Regions from separate parts of the Homo sapiens genome. Here region 1 is linked to region 2. A link is a loop called in an ENCODE intact Hi-C map of the cell type or tissue named here. Cell type or tissue: Calu3. All regions are shown on one strand.

What was found. Hi-C counts contacts between places; a loop is a spot of excess contacts. Peaks named below come from ENCODE experiments on the same cell type or tissue, not always from the same donor. Only the 100,000 strongest peaks of a DNase experiment are listed, where the experiment ranks them.
Region 1: it touches region 2 in a loop (9-fold over the local background); 3 of 110 quality-filtered maps call a loop at or near these places.

The regions. Positions count from the first base shown.
Region 1 is chr9:75,727,979-75,730,478 of GRCh38, forward strand. No RefSeq gene overlaps it. Among named protein-coding and RNA genes, the nearest start is that of PCSK5, 160 kb to the right of the region's middle. In Calu3, no CTCF peak of the experiment used is centred here; no DNase peak of the experiment used is centred here.
Region 2 is chr9:75,854,695-75,857,194 of GRCh38, forward strand. The region is part of intron 1 of LOC105376091 (a long non-coding RNA gene); the gene reads left to right. Among named protein-coding and RNA genes, the nearest start is that of PCSK5, 35 kb to the right of the region's middle. In Calu3, no CTCF peak of the experiment used is centred here; a DNase peak (open chromatin) is centred at 1,017.

The sequences.
Region 1 (2,500 bases), 130 kb before region 2:
CTACAGGGAAGTAAACCTGTCCTGTAGGCTCTGGGGTCTTCAACGCTGGATCAAACACCTGCATGACCCCAAAAGCAAGGGTCTTCTTAACACCTAGGCACCTAATTGACCTCACCTAGTCCTGGCCCTCCCCATGTGTGATAGAGTCTGATTTTTTACTAAACATGTGTAAACAGAGAAGATAATAGAGAAACAACAAAATGTGTCCTAGTGAACTTTGATTTTTATCCCCCATAAATTTAGGAACATGCTTTTTTTTCATCTTTTCATTGAGTACTGTACTAATCAGAACAGAAATAGAGAAAAGAATGCACTTTCTTCTCGGGAATGCAGGTGCCTTGAGAAAGGGAAAATCTATGATTGCCATATTTTTATTAGAGGTTATTTGAGTCCACAGTAATAAAAAAGTTATGAAATTGCACAGTAAATTTTGAAAACCTTTAGAATATAATTGTTTTCTCTACTTGCTACTGTTAGACTTCATATTCAATACAATTCAGTGCAGTTCAGTTCAATTATTACCACTTTGCTTCTCAAATATGCAAAGGTCATTTAGTTATCTGGGAAACTTTTCCTAGGTTTGAAGAGTTAATATTCAAAGACTAGCTGAGAGGTGGCAAGCTGTAGGCATCATTCACACATTCAGAAACCGTACCTTGAACCTCCACCTGGCATGAACACTTCTGTATTCAGATCATAATATTGCTGTCTGCTCAGATTTTTAAACTGAATTCATCAAGAAAAGCCCTCCAAAAGAATGCATCATCTGGCCTTGTACTTCTACCATAAATAAAATGCTATTATCTACTTCTTAGTATAAAGGTTCACAAGGAGAAAAGGGAATGCCTTAAGTTTTTGTTTGTTCCTTTGCTGGTTTGTTTCCTGCTGTTGTAGCAATTGCAGCAGAGATCTAGAACCTCAATAAAGAGAAAGCTTGCTCCTTTACCAAATTAAAAATCCTTCTGATTACTTTAATGTGTGTGGTTTTATCGTTTTCTTTTATTTAAGTCACAAACTGCAATTGGCATTTAAAGTGCCATAGCATTATAATTAATACTAATTATAATGGCAATAACCTAAGAGCCAGGAGGTAGTGTGGGAGGGAGCACAATAGTCCCTTTTCAGGACACTTATTAAAAGCAACCTGTCACTGGCCTTCCTTGTGGCTGCAGTTCAATCTAATTCGGTACTGAATGGAAATGGTCACCTCTCCTGTGCAGAGCCCTGAGCTTGTTTTTGGACCCCAGTCCTTCATTCATGCATAACCTCAGCAGCCACAGAATAAAGCTTCCTATCTGTACTGGCACCACCTTCAACCACACGTGGAATATTTCTGTACTTTGTAAATGACAAACCAGAGGTCCAGGCCATAAAACAGACCATGAGCTGTTGTTTCAAAGTGTCTTCACAGAGAGGTCACCACAAAGAAAAATCCAGCAGAAGCATATGTTTGTACATGCTTTTTATATCACAAAGTGGAAAAAGGAGGGGGGCGCTGTGAGATTGCAATTTATATTTGGATTATTTATTTATACATTAAACACAGACTCCCTGGGAAAAGTGTTGCTTCTAACTCACACAGTGGGCAGAATGGCCAAACTGATACGAGTACACCTTCCTGCTCTGCAGATTTGGCATCTCAGCCACCCACTGTCAAGCAAACAGGTTTGCCTTATGATTTCCAGGTTCCAGCCACACTCGCTCCTTGTGTCTCCTAAATGGATGCTAAACTTACCCCGTGCCTAAAACACAGATCTACAATAAACTACCTGCATATACACCTATTCCGACACTTGCTAATTTGATGACTTTGGACACGTGGCTCTATGACTGTAAATCTCAGTTTTCTCATCTGTGAAATAAGGGTAATGAGAGCTCTTATGTCATATGGTTTGTTTCTGGGCCACGTCCATGGAAGGAGTTTGGCTCAGTTTTCAGCACAAAGTACTTAATAAATACTAGCTATTATTATTTCTTACTGACACCATAGAACGGCTGCTTCCCAGTTTTCATAAAGAAATCATCTAAAATTTTGGTATGTGCTAAAGATTTCTTGGTCTCTGCCTAGTTTGGGTTCACACAAAAAAAGACCCTGATGCAAAGAGTTAGTTGATTTGGGAGGTGATGTCAGGAAGCATGGTGAGAAAGTGGGGAAGTGGGGCACGGAAGGGAGGAGAGCCAGCTAAGGGTGCATTAACGTCACGGTCCTTTGCAGAAGCCAGGTTATACCCACTGGTAAAAGCCAATTGTTAATTTTTCAGGACTTTTGCAAGCAAGTTGTTAAACACAGCCATTGTTAAAAAATTACATTATATAAACTTTCAATTAGTTAAATTATGTTTAAAAAACAAAGGTGATCATCACTTAGAATTATTTTTGCTCCTGTTTCTTGAGGTCCATATGATGGGAACATAACAGCGTGCTTCTGCACATCGCCTCCCTACTCTGCACTCAGTGATAGCGCACTGGCAGCTTCAAGTCAGTCATGGTGGAGACTGGC
Region 2 (2,500 bases):
GTCTGCTGTAAACCATTCAGTCATGCAGAAGGAAGGAAGAGGGAGATGACATCTGAGGTAGACAACAATTCAGAGAAAGTTTAGCAGAGTTTAGCAGAGATGCAGCCTTCTTGGGGCAAAAACTAGTCAGCAAAGTTCAGAGTAGTGCTTCTCCAACTTTAGCTTTATAGTGCAGCAGAATCACTTGGAGGAATTACAGGAATCACCTGTAACAGATTGCTGGGCCTCACCCAGAGTTGGCCAGCACTGGGGCTTGATAATTTGCATTTCTAACAAGTTCCCAGGAGATTCTGAGGCTGCTAGTTCAGCGACCACCCTTTTAAGAACCATGCTGTAGTCTAGAACCTAGACTCTAGACCAGTGTTTCTCCAATCTTAATGTGCCAATGAATCAATCTCCCTGGAATCTTATAAAATGCAGATTCTGATTCTGCAATTCTGGAGAAAAGAGGGCTGAAATCTTAACATTTCTAACAAGGTCCCAGATGCTGCTGACTTGGTATATCTGGCCCCAGTAGACTGGATGTTGTATACAGCGTGGGATTCCAGACTGCTCCCTAGAACACACCATTTATTTTGCAACTGCAGTTGGGCTTTTGAAGTTTTTATGAAGTCATAGCATGCTTCAAGACTTTATATTTACATCAAGTATTTTTTTCCTGAGTCCAATGCCTGTCTTTCTTTTTCTTTTCTCCTTCTTCTTCCTTTCTTTGTTTCCTCCATAAATGGAGTTTACCCTCTCATCTTCACCTCTCAGCTGTGAATTTGTTAGAAAGTCGATAAGAGCTCACTTTAGTGAACATAGATCTGAGTCAGGTAACTTAGATTCTGCTTGGGCTGTGGCTCTAAAAAGGTGTAAGATACTGGGCCGGTCACAGAATCTTTCTCAGCCTCAGTTTCCCCAGATTCAAAATGACATGGCTGTTCTAGATGATGTTTAAGGTGCCTTGAAGCTCTCAAAGACTCCATTACGTTAAATGTAATCAAAAGCGCACCAAAAACCAATAATACGTGTGCTGCCACCTTTGGGTGGAAAACATAACTTTAGCTAGACCAGCTACAACTTTGAAACAAAAGACATTTCACTGAAACTCTCCTACCCGCAGGGCCCAACAGAAATGTAATATTTCTTCCATATGATTACAATTCATAATGGCTTCCCTTTAATATGAAATTTCAGACACAAACCAACATAAACTTGATTTTGATGTCATTTACCTTTATATATATTAAAACTTTACAGTTTGATCAATCTTCTGTGGATGTTTTTCCCATCTTAGGAAATTTTCATGGTTTCAGAAAGTCTGAACACTCCGGTTAATAATGCATTCCTATTAAATTATTGATTAGTAAGTAATTGACCAATCCCAAGAATGCACTGTAGAGAAACAGAACAAAAATACTGGCATTGAAATAAGATTAATCTGGATTTGAATTTTTGATCATTCTAGTTCCTAACTGTGCTCTTTAGTAAGTCATTTAACTTCTCTGTGTCACATCTTCTCACCTGTGAAATGAGTGTAAAATACTTCTCTTCATTGTTGAGGGGTTAAAAAAATAATGTTGTAAAGTCCTTGACAAAGTTGTTAACACTCAGTAAGTGCTCAATATGCAGGAGGTCTTACCAAATGGCCACTGCCAGGCAGCCTGTGATGTTGAAAATAAATCAGGCTTTGAAGCCAGAAATTGGTTTCAATCTCCGGCTGTTTTACTTTATGACTTTGCACAGCTCACTGAACCTCTCTAAGCCAGTTTCCTCATCTGTATAAGGATATCAAGACCTTTTGGAATTGATTGAGGATTAAATTCTAATGCTATAGACTGAATTGTGTCTCCCACTGCCATTACCCAGGAAGAGAAGCAAGTGTACATGGGTTTATAATCCACTAAGACTCGTTTCAATTTTTCACAACCACACTTTCGTCCAATGGAAGGTGGACATGACTTTTACTAGGGGAGGACAATCTCAAATCCTACAAAACTGTCTCCTGTCTCACAGGAGGAAGTAAGTTTTGCCTTAAAAGAGAGATATCTTTGGAAGGATTTCCTGCTCAGTGAATCAGAGCCCAGATCTACCAATAAAAGGGTGAATTTGTTGGCATCATTAGTAGTAAGACGAGTGCAGAAGAAAAAAAGGTTTAAGATTCTTTCTCCCAAGTTTTAAAGATCTTCTTTGGCCTCCAATTATATTTCTGACCACTTTTTTCTTGACCCCATCCTTCAAGGCACTTAACTGCCTACCACTTGCCCATACATTCCTCTTTCTGCTCTTTGGTCATCTTGGCCTTTCTCCTGGGAATTATTTTTCCCTAACCTATGGTTGGGACACATTTCTCCATGGGTTTCTCATGTTTCCACATGTTTTGTGAACAGCATTTGTGACAGACTGGTCTTTATTCTAAATCTAGACTGTTTTTCAAAGATATTTGTATAGCAAGCCTTGGAAGATAGAGATTGTGTCTTCCTCAAGAGCAAAGGCATCTACTGCCCCTTGTAAAAGA